Linked DNA regions of Homo sapiens: region 1 is linked to region 2. A link is a contact called in ENCODE Hi-C or POLR2A ChIA-PET data. All regions are on one chromosome and are shown on one strand. The core of a region is the stretch at or near the end of the contact, and the rest is flanking DNA. Distances in the headings are between cores, read along the strand shown.

Region 1 (5,775 bases), core at 3,180-5,679, 330 kb after region 2:
GACCAGGCTGAGCAACATGATGAAACCCTGTCTCTACAAAAAATAAAAACATTAGCCAGGTGTGGTGGCACACATCTATAGTCCAACTACTCTGAGGAATGAAGTGGGAGAATTGCTTGAACCTAGGAGGCAGAGGTTACAGTGAGCTGAGATTGCACCACTACATTCCTGCCTGGGTGACAGAGCAAGACCCTGTCTCAAAAAAAAAAAAAAGTGGGTATTGTAGTAATGCAGCAAGAGACCAAGAAAAGTAGGAGGTAGTGATCAGAGACCTGGCTGCATAAAAATGAAGATTCGGGAAATGGTGGCGTTAGGACTTCACCATGGTGAAGGTAGAACTCTTAATTTTCATCTTTATTAAATGTGTCTGTTTGCAGTTTTAACCATTGGCATATTTATTTTGTGTTTGTGATTTCTGTGAAATATGAGTACAATAAATACTGATAGTTTGCATTTGTTTTCTAATCTCTCAGAAAGTTGTCAGAAAATGTTCTCTGACTTTTTAGAATTGCTGTGGTCAGGACTGTGGAAGCTGTTGCGATTCCAACTCTCCCTTCTAAGTCCAATCAATTTTGTGCTTTGTAATGTCTATGCCATTCGTGCACCATAGAGGGAAGAAAGCGTTAAAATGGTCGCGTCACAACATCTTGATTTGTCATTGAAGGAGAAGGAGTCTGGAAGGACGCTGACAACGGGTGGTGGTCAGGAAGGAAAACCCAGTGCCTGTGGCCCAGAGGCTGGAGGAGGAACTTCAAGGAGGGATGTTCAGCTCCCTGTGGACCCCCATTTGTTCATCCATACAATGATGCTCTGAGGAGCACACAAGGAAGGTGCAAATTTGATAAAATGTGCATGATGTAAGGAGCATAAACCCCCTCAGGAAAGAGTTGCTGCCTTTTCACTAATGTATCCCTGAGCTGCACAGAGCAGCCCTGGGGGACTGGGAGGACATGTCCCCGGTGTGAGGAGCAGGGGAAAGGTGAGCCTTAAATGATCACCAACAAACAACAGGGCCTGTGTCTGGGGCTTACACCACGACATGTGGTCCTCGCAGCACCATTGCTCAGAGGAAGAAACCAAGATCTCGAGGAACTGAGTAATTTGCCCACGTTCAACAAGTTGGTGCAAAATGAAGAGTGGCTCCCGTATTTCAGACTTTAAGGCCGACGATCTTCCATCTGTGCTCTGGGGGCAAGATGGGAGGTCCACAGATAAAATTGCGGGCGGTATCCCCCATCTCATGGTCTTTACGCTCATGGGACCTGGGAGTGACCATCTTTTAAGAGGGAGGGAAGGAAGGGGAGAGGCTTGAGGAAGGTTTTGGGGATTAGGATCTAAGATGAAATTTGAGACTATAAGACTTCAGATTGGATGCTGTGGCTCATGCCTGTCATCTCAGCACTCTGGGAGGCCATCACCTGGGCTTGGGCCCAGGAGTTTAAGACCAACCTGGGTAACATAGTGAGACCCTGTTTTTACAAAAACAAACAAAATGCCAGGTATGGTAGTGTGCACCTGTGGTCCTAGCTACTCAGAAGGCTGAGGCAGGGGGATTCCTTGAGCCCAGGAGTTTGAGGCTACAGTGAGCTAGGGACACACCACTGCACTCCAGCCTGGGTGACAGAGTGAGACCCTGTCTCAAAAAAAAAAAAAAAAAAAAAGATTTTAAGCTTGCTGCAATTCCAGATGAAGGTAGATCCTGGAGGCACTTTGTGGGAGAGGTCACTACACTTGAGTATTAAAGACTGTTGACAGATCAGAAATCAAGGAACTGACTGACCAGGGTATTGGATGGGTCATTTATGTGGATGTCCAGATGAACCAGTTTGGTGAAAAGACTCAGGATCAAAAGCCAATCTGGAAAGTTGAGGTCAAACTCTCTGTGAAATCTGGGAAGGGATCTGGATTTTTTGGGAAAGGCAGGGAGTGGTTAATAGGCCCAGACTCCCTCAGAAATGGGGAATGTTCTTAGTGCTTCTAAAAGGGAAAAGACTGTTATGGCAAAGACCTGATGCCCCAGACTGGGTTAGAGACCATAAGCTCTCTCATTCATTCATTCACATGTCTGCTAAGCACCTACTGTTTGCCAGGCACCATGCTTGGAGCCTAGGGCTTCACAGAGAGATGACAGCCTCTCTTCTCTCCAGCCAACCCAAGTCAAGAAGGCAAGCATAAACTAGTAAATGGCTTTTTTTTTTTTTTTGAGATGGGATCTCACTCTGCCCCCCAGGTTGGATGCAGTGGTGTGATCTCAGCTCACTGCAACCTTTGCCTCCTGGGCTCGGCCAATTTTTTTTATTTTTGGTAGAGACATGTTTCCAGGCTGGTTTCAAACTCTTGAGCTCAAGTGACGCACCCACCTTGGCCTCCCAAAGTACTGGGATTACAGGTGTAAGTCACTGTGCCCAGCCAAGTAAATGCCATTCTTAGAAAAATACTGTAATTGGCATAAAATATAAATTGTGATGGGACACCAAAGAGTGCAGGTTCAATCAGGCCCTGGCCACAGGCCTCTCTCTGAGCTGGAATGGTGATACCCCCCTTCCCGACTTGCATGAGCTCCTTCTGCCATGTCGTTTCTGGTGTTTGTCACTCAAGTGCCTTGTCCTTTCCTAAGGAATAATTTTCCAGGCCAGGGGCGGTGGCTCACGCCTGTAATCCCAGCACTTTGGGAGGCCAAGGAGGGCAGATCACCTGAGGTCAGGAGTTTGGGACCAGCCTGGCCAACATGGCAAAAACCCATCTCTACTAAAAACACAAAAATTAGCCGGACATGGTGGTGATTGCCTGTAATCCCAGCTACTCGGGAGGCTGAGGCACGAGAATCGGTTGAACCCGGGAGGTGGAGGTTACAGTGAGCTGAGATCGTGCCACTACACTCCAGCCTGGGCAACAGAGCAAGTTCTGTCTCAAAAAAAAAAAAAAAAAAAAAAAAAAAAAAAAAAAAAAGAATTTTCCGCAGAACTAAGACATAAAGAAATCTTAGGGCACATAACTTTCATCAAGGGGGAAAAGGGATTGCGCTTTTGTTGAAATGCCAGCCTCCTTCTTTAGCCAATATTTAGCCAGGTGCTGTGGTTCACACCTGTAATCCCAGCACTTTGGGAGGCTGAGGCCAGAGGATAGCTGAGCCCAGGAGTTTGAGACCAACCTGGGCAATACAGAGAGAGCCGGTCTCTCTCTCTCTCTTTTTTTTTTTTTGAGACGGAGTCTTGCTCTTGCCAGGCTGGAGTGCAGTGGCGCAATCTCGTCTCACTGCAACCTCCGCTTCCCGGGTTCAAATGATTCTCCTGGCTCAGCCTCCCAAGTCGCCGGGACTACAGGCGCCCGCCACCACGCCCGGCTAATTTTTTTGTATTTTTAGTAAAGACGGGGTTTCACCATGTTGGCCAGGATGGTCTCTGGTCTCGATCTCTTGACGTCGTGATCCACCCGCCTTGGCCTCTCAAAGTGGTGGGATTGCAGGCGTGAGCCACCGCGCCCAGCCACCGGTCTCTATTTTAGAAAGAAAAAAAGTGTCCTGCAGTCTCTCCCTAGTTCTGCGCCCTCAACCCTGATCTCCCGCCTCCTCCCACAGCCACCGTCTCGAGCTCAGCTTCAACCATGGCCCTCCCCACAGGGCTCCATCCCAAGCCAGAGCGGGTCAGTTCCCTACACAGGGCCCAGCAACACGGTGCCCAAGAAAAAGTGTTTCCAGTGGGACGCATGTCGCCTCCGTGGGTGCTAACTTCTCCCAGTGCCCGTCGGTACGTCCGTCCGGCTGTGCAGTCTCTACTGAGTGCTCAAAGTCCACTTTTAGCCCCAGCCAGCATCCTCTGAGTACCTTGTGCTCGATTCTGAATCCAGCCCTGCTCGGCGACCCTCGTGCAGACGTCCCCGTGCAGCCCCGGTCAGCACCCCGTGGGGACAGCTCCGATCAGCACCCGACGGCGGACAGCTCCTCCCGCGCCTCCCGCCTCGCCCGCCACCCCGCTCCGGGCCGCACCCGGGTTAGGGTTCCTGGGGGGATCCTGGGCGCGGCGGCGCAGCTCCCGGGGCCGCCCCGGCCTCTCGCCCAGAGGAAACAGCCCACGGCGAACCCGAGGCCCGCGGACCCCGGCGCTGCCTCCTCGGCCTCCCGCCCCGCGCGGGTCCTCCAGGGCGGGGCCCGACGCCCACCCGCCCGCCCCTTCCCTCCCGCCCCTCCCCGGGAAAAATCCTCATCGCACGCCCGGCCCTTCCCCAACCAGCGCCCGGCAGTGAAGCCGCCGCCTCTCCTCCAACCAGCGTCCCCGGCCGCGTCCCTCCCCCGCCTCCCCCGCCGCCCTCCCCGCGCCGCCGCGGAGTCCGGGCGAGGTGCGCGGGGCGGACGCCGCAGGGCGTGTCACGAGGTGAGCGGGGCGGGCCGAGCGCCGGCGCGGGGCGCGGCGAGGCTCCCGCACCCCCCGCCGCAGTCGCGGGCCTCTCCCGGAGAAGATGGCGGATCGCGCGGAGATGTTTTCTCTCTCCACCTTCCACTCGCTGTCGCCGCCGGGCTGCAGGTACCCCCCTCGGCGCCCGGGCCGGGCGGACCCTCCGCTCCCTGCGCACCCCCCCGACCCCGACCCGGCCCGGACCCCCGTCCCCGCCGCCCCAGCCCCGCCGCCGGCGCGGACCCGGCCCCGGCCCCCTGCGGTCCCTGAGCCTCGGCTCGGGCGCCCCACCCCCACCCCGCTCCCACTCCCTCCATCTTCACCGCGCGTCCCCAGCCTCAGTGACCCCCGGGCCCCGCCGGGATTCTGAGCCGCGCCCGGCCTGGACGGCTGACCTGTCAAGGGTGGAGGCCCTGGGCCGACCCTCTGCGGGGGAGGATGCGGGCGGGATGCGGGCACACCCTCCCGGCGCGGCGTGTCCCGGTGGCCTTGGCCTCTTTCAGTGGACGCCAGACCTGGCCGATAGGGCCCGGCCGGGAGAGAGTGGAAATCAAGCCCGGAGCCCTGCGGGAAGGGACTGGGGTTGGGAGGACGCTGGGCCTCTGGGTTTAGGCCTCACTCCGCCGGAGAGGGGGAGACAAACAGGCCAGACTCTCTTCCCAGAGCAGGAGCGACCCCTCCCCATCTGCCGCTGCCGCGTTGCAGCTCCCCCTCCCCTGCTCTGCAAGACCCTGACCCCAGGGGCCTGGAGCTGCGAGTGGAGGGAGGAGAGGCTGCTGGCTCTCCAGGGAGGCGGGGTGGGAGGGGTGGGGGCAGGGTTGGCTCCTCCGGGCAGGCCTGGCTCAGATGGGGGAGGGGATCCACAGGCGAGCAGAGCTTGGGGGTCAAGATGATGGCAGGATGTGTTCCGAGAGCTGGGGGCTGTGGAAACCACTGGGTGTAGGAGCTGACGCCTCCCTCTGCCCCTCCTCAGGGCCAGTTGCCAGGCAGGGAGTCCAGGGTTGGTGGCTCTCTGACCCTGGTCTCCTTTCCAGGCCTCCCCAGGACATAAGCCTGGAAGAATTTGACGACGAAGATCTGTCTGAGATCACTGATGACTGTGGCCTGGGCCTCAGCTACGACTCAGACCACTGTGAGAAGGTGGGAGAAGAGTTGGGGACACAGATCCAGCTCAAGGGAGGGCCTCATTAGGTTCTTCTTAGCGTTCACTTGGGGTTTTAGGGTGGGTGTGAGCTCAGCCTTGAACCGGGGACTCCTCTGATGGCTCCTCCCCACTTAACCCTTGAGGTTTCCTTGGTATCAACTCTCTCTTATTCCAACACATTGCAGGCCTCCACGCAGGGCCTTCCCCAGCATTCTCCCCGACCCCATCGGTGGCCAGCCC
Region 2 (5,490 bases), core at 2,071-4,570:
ACGTGGTGTTCTCAAGCTCCGCACGGGCTCCGCCGCCGCCCTGCCCACCCCTGCCCACGGGCCTCACCCTGAGCTCACAGTCCTCGTTCACAGCCACGTTGCTGGGCTTCAGGTCCTGCAGGTCACGCGGAGCGTGAGCACAGGAGGCTGGGACGGAGCCCTGCTGGACCCGACCCTCACCCTGCGGTCGCACCTACCCGGTGGATGATCCCGGCCGAGTGGATGTACTGCGGGAGGGGGATTGTGGTGAGCGCCGGGCCCGGCCCGCCCGCCCCCCTGCGAGAGGACCCGCGAAGCCCAGGGCGCCCCACCTTCAGCCCGCGCAGCAGCTGGTAAACCAGGAATTGAACGTGCTCGTCGCTCAGCGCCTGGCACTTGACGATGTTGTTCAGGTCGGCGCCCATCAGGGTGGTCACCAAGTACCTGGGGCGGGGTCAGGGGGTCAGGACAGGGCCCCACCGCCCCACCGCGAACGCGCTCCCCGCTGCCTCGCCCGCCCCGCCGCTCACACTTCGCTGAAGTCCTCGATGGACGTGGCCGGCGTGAAGACGTCCAGAAGCCCGATGACCTAGGTGGCGGGGGGCGTCAGGGCCGGGCGACGAACCCCCGGCTGTCGTTCAGCTCCCCCCGGGCCACGCCCCCAGTGCCAGGCCGCGCCCCCTGTGTCCCCGCCCCCATCGCCAGGGCTCGCCCGCCTATTGGCTGCGCCGCGGCCCCGCCCCCGCACGCGCCCTCCCCCCACGGCCCTCCCCCGGCTCACGTTCTCGTGCTTCAGGTGCTTGAGCAGCCGCAGCTCCCGGTACGTTCTGCGCGCGTGGATCAGCGACTGGAAGGGGCGCGACAGCTTCTTCACCGCCACCTTCTGGCGCAGCCGGGCGTCGTAGGCCGAACTGGAAGGCGGGCGAGTGAGGCGGCGCCGGGAGGGGTCCGAGGGCGGCCGCACGCGCGTGGACCCGGGCGGCGTCCCTCTCGCCGCTTCTCCGTGGGGATGGGGCCGTGGGGCTTTTCTGCCCCGGCCCCGCCGCCCCAGCTCGGCCTCCCACCCTCGGGCCTACCCACTCCGCGCTTGCTGGGAAGGAGCCCCTGGGGCTGGACCACCATGCGTGTGTTCACCCCACAAGGTCCTGGACCTTCTCTGTCCCCTGGCCCCACTGATTCCCACGCTCAACCAGGGGCCCCCATTCAAAGCAAGGCTGGGGGAGAGGTGCCCCATCCAGCGTGGAAAAACACAGCAGGAAAACAGTCACTGGCATTCACCTGCAGCAGACGGGCCTCCCTCTGCCCCATAGACCCCATGGGCCCAGGAGGCTCACAGAGGGGGATTCTAGAGCCACCTCAAAGCCCCTGGACCCCTGGTGCCTCCGAATGTTCAAAATACGGAGGGAAAGTTGGTCAGAGGTGTTTATTGCATCATTATTTGGAACAAAACCGGGACAGAAGGTGATGTACAGCTGAGGGCGTCAGCTGGACCCACAGAACAGCCCTTCGCCCAGCCCCACTTCCCAGAGGTCCAGACCCTCTACCCTGCACCAGCTTCCTGAGCCCACCCTCCCTTTGCAGGTGACCCTCATCCCACCCTCCCATGTCCCACTGCCCTCAGCCCTGCTAAAGGAAAGGCCTTTGCACAGCCTGTTCCCTCTGGCTGATACTTGCTTCTTCTCTCCCTCCCACTTCTGTCTCTTGGGATCCTGTCTCAGAGCAAGTGGAGGCTGAGGCCACCCCCCATGCCCACACAAGGGGAGCAGGAGCGGCTCCTGCTGGGTCTGGGATGCTCATGGGCGCAGGTCGAGGTGCCTGGGGCAGCCATGCTCCCAGCCTATGACCAGGGAAAGGTGCTCCTGAGGTGGTGAGGGGAGTGGCCCTGCACGTGGGGCAGCAAGTTCTTTTGGCCAATTGCATCTGTGCGGTCAGGTGACAGGGAATTGGCACCTGGCCCGCAGCCTTGGCAGTGGAACTAAGAAAATGGGCCAGGGGTGCAAGGGGGGAGACCAGGCCTCACTCAGAGAACCGGACACCTCTCAGCAACTCCCAGACGGCGAGTCCAGCCATGACCCACCCTAGTCCCCTATGGCCACTCCCACACCGTCCCAGACCCTCTTCCTGCCCTTCAGGTCTCAAAGAGGAAGACAGATCTGTGCTGGCATGATGGCTAGAATGACCCACCTACAGCTTCTGATGGAAGGCTAGGGACCACACCAGAAGACAGCCTGCCCTGGGACCCCCGGCCCCTGATGCCGGCTCCTGAGCTCCAAATCTGGTGGGCCTAGAGGTCCCACTTCCAACCTGCAAGTGCCTGGGGCAGAGCTCTGCCCTGGCTGCCTCTGCCTTTGCGCCCCACCAGGACCCCCCAGTGGGCAGCAGCTAAGCGGCATTGGCCATGGTGAGGACTCAGCTGCACCTCTCAAAGCCTGTACCCATGATCAGCCTCCCAGTCAACATGGAGGCTGAAACTTAGGACTCCCGGTAACTACCTCACCCTAAGCCCCTCCAGCCCTGGCTACCCGGGTCTAACAGAGACCTTGGCCCAGTTGACCCCCCTCCCCCACCCAGACTCTGTCGTCTTCCTGGGCCCCAGGCCAGGTCCTCTGGCCCCAGGGCCTAAGTGGGGTTTGTGGTCTGAGGGGGAGTCTGAGGCCATCCCAGGGGGAGAGATCTTGGCTTCCGGGAGCGGGGCTTCCCTTTTCAGACAATAGCCCCCAGCCCGGGCGGGGGAGGGTCATCCGCTAGACCCCGGGGGGCTGCCTGACCCGACTCAGTGAATCTCAGGTGGGTGCTCAGACGTTTAGGGGCCCGGACATCAGGGTGGCTCGGGGCTCGGTCGCGTGAGACCCACCCTCACGCCAGCTGTGACCTCCCAGGCCTCAGGCCTGGTGGGGAGCAGTCCGAATCGGGAGAGGCCGGAGGACCCCCCTCCCTCCCGGTAACGGCGTCTGCTTGGAAAGTTTCTTTACGCCGCCACCCCCGCCCCCCCATTCATTCCTCAGATCCGCTTGGCGCCCGGGGGCGGAGGCAGGGCGAGGCCCCTCCCCACGCCGAGAACCTCGCGCGGGCGAGGAGGGGACGCGCTCTCCGGCCCGGCCCGGCCCCCACCCAGCACCCCTTCTGCCCCGCCCCTACCAGACGGAGCCGTAGGCGCCGGAGCCCACCGGGCGCAGCCCCTGCAGCCGCTGCGGCACCTCCCACACGGTCTTGTTCAGCTCCTGCCGGTAGAAGCCGGCGCGAGGGCCCGACATGTCCGGAGCAGCCGCCGCTCCGCCCGGGCCCAGCCCCGCGCCCCGCGCCCGCGCCCGAGCCGAGCCCGAGCCGAGCGGAGCGGAGGGCGGCGGAGGCGGCGGCGGCGGCGGGCGGGGCGGGGCTCCGGGGCGGGGCCGGGAGGCCCGGGCGGATTTCCCGGGCTGGGTGGCCGGGGCGTGGGGGGGTTCCCGGAGACAAATGCGCTGCTTCCTGCGCCTCGGAGGCGGTGGCAGAGCGGAAACCAGCCCTCCCCTTCCCGGGGGGGGCGCCGAGGGCGGACACCTCCCTCCGGCTCTCACCTCTTGGGGGCCGCGCGCTTCTCCAGACTTGCGCCCGCGTCTGGGCTCGGCCCGGGCTTCCCTACCCCGGCGGCGCCCTCCCCAACGAGGGAGAACCGTCAAAAGCGAAGAAGCCAGGGGTAAACCATGGGAAGTATTTTTCAAGACAGAAATATGAATAGCACCTTCTAAAGACTCGGCACTGGATAGGAAAATAAGCCGAAAGGCGTTGGGACAGGGCCGGCCTGGCTTTCTTGCGCAGGACCTGCAGGCCTTGGTCCGCGGTGCGCCCCGGGAACCTTCCAGGCCTCCTGCCCCGGCTCGCCCTGACCTCCCCTCTGAGAGAGGCGCGACCGCTGGACTGTCAGGACCAGGGACAGCGGCGTCACCCCGGGGCCTTCCTACCCACAAGCAGCGGCCCCAAACGGATCCTTTTTGCTGCCCAGAACCTTTCCTCCTCCTTAGCGGCCACCTCTTCTAGGAAGCCCACCCTGACTATCCCAGGTCCGAGGAGCCGCCTTTGGGTGCAGGGTCCTTGAAGTCAGCCCCGCGGGCGGGCAGGCGCGGGGGGCTGCCTTGGCGGTGACGGGGGCAGCGCCCCACTCGGCGTCTCTGCCGCGCTCGGGGCCGCACAGCTACTTTTATTCCCACTTGAAAGCGACCGGGGCTCGGCGGAGCATTGCTCCCTGGAACACCGGCCACCGACCTCCGCCCTGGTAGAGCCGTGGTGGGAGGCTTCGCGGCTGGGCGACCCCCTCCAGCGAAGTGAGAAATCAGGATCCCAGTGGCCCAAAACACTCCTTTTTTAAAACACTAAAATCCGAGTTTTAATGTCAAATCTGATTTTTATATATCGGCAACCAAATTAAAACAGCCAGCACGGTGCTGGCCACCGGACCCATGCGGACCGCGGCGAAGGAACGGGTCTCAGTCCCAGCCGCTCCGGCCCCTTTTGCATGACCAAGCCCCGTGCCTCAGTTTCCCCATTGGAAGCCGGCATCCGGCTGGGGGCCTGGCGCGGGCCCGGGGATGGCCCCTCTCCTCGCTCGGGCTGGGTTGGGGCGAGGACACGGGCAGCCTCCCCGAGGGCCCCCGCCCGGGAGCGCCTTTCACTGGGCCCGGCCGAGGCGGGCCGAGGTTTTGTGCAGAGTTAATGGAGCTTCAGCTAAAGGAGGAGGAGGCCGGAGCGCAGCCCCGGAGCTGTGGGAACCGCGGCCGCGGCCGCCGGGGGAGGGGAGCGGCCTTTGTCTGCGCCGCGGCCGGGCGGGGCGGGAGTCGGGTTCCCATGGCGACCGGCCCCGCCCCTGCGCCTCCCCGTGGACTGGGCGGCTCCGTTCTCGCCCCTAGGGTGGGGGACATGGAGGTGGGGAGGTGTCAGGCTTCCCCCAGGCGTCCGCCCGCAATCCTCGCGGCCTCGCTGCAGGCCCCGGCCGCTCAGCAGGTCAGGCGGGCGTGTGGGGTGGGGGTGGGGGCGGGGGGCGGTGGAAACGGGCCCCTCTCATCACTGAGCTGACCTGCCCCGGGAACCCCCTGCCTGCCCAGGCATTAGAGGTCCCGCCCATGTGCCTACTGGGGACAGTGTGGGGTCGTGGCACTGCAAGGGAGTGATCACTGAGGAGTTTCGGGTGGCGTCAGGGCCTGGAGGCCATCTTCCAGGAGAGGCACCTTCAGAGCTCGGCGGGGGCAAGGGAAGCCCCCCTGGAGGGAGCCGCCGGTGGAGGACAGTCCCAGGCCCAGAGGGGAAGCGGCAGGGGAGCCAGGAAGGGCCGGTGGCAGGGCAGGAGTGAGAAGCCCTGGGCCAGAGGCGCCTCTCCTACCCAGCTGATTCGCTGTGGCCCCTGAATACAGCAGGCCACCCCTTCTCCGTGCTCATGCCCCCACCCCACCCCCGCTGGTCCTGGCCACCCCTCCTCACTGGAGCTGTCACTGTGACAGCTCCTCTCTGGTCCTGCTGGTCCCTCCCAGCTGGCCTCTTCCT

What was found. A loop is a pair of places that touch in the nucleus more often than their neighbours do. ChIA-PET counts read pairs that join two places held with the same protein, here RNA polymerase II (POLR2A). Pooled maps may share reads with other maps.
Region 1: a loop to region 2 is called in a pooled map, with 13 times the contacts of the local background. The contact joins the promoter of MAPK8IP2 here to the promoter of MAPK11 in region 2. A Hi-C loop is called at or near these places in 6 of 168 maps with a recorded cell type or tissue (CD4-positive, alpha-beta T cell, GM12878, adrenal gland and 3 more), 2 of 37 single-sample maps with no recorded cell type and 7 of 50 pooled maps. POLR2A ChIA-PET finds 5 or more read pairs at or near these places in 1 of 52 experiments (activated naive CD4-positive, alpha-beta T cell).

The regions. Positions count from the first base shown.
Region 1 is chr22:50,596,364-50,602,138 of GRCh38, forward strand. MAPK8IP2 (mitogen-activated protein kinase 8 interacting protein 2) reads left to right here and starts at 4,430. Exons shown (of 12, transcript NM_012324.6): 1 at 4,430-4,520; 2 at 5,426-5,531. The coding sequence starts at 4,456. RefSeq lists a silencer at 3,840-4,019 and an enhancer at 4,809-5,309.
Region 2 is chr22:50,267,060-50,272,549 of GRCh38, forward strand. MAPK11 (mitogen-activated protein kinase 11) reads right to left here and starts at 3,321. Exons shown (of 12, transcript NM_002751.7): 1 at 3,118-3,321; 2 at 761-890; 3 at 510-568; 4 at 312-423; 5 at 198-227; 6 at 68-115. The coding sequence starts at 3,233. RefSeq lists silencers at 724-793, 2,912-2,971, 2,992-3,581, 4,661-5,010 and enhancers at 4,618-5,157, 5,158-5,490.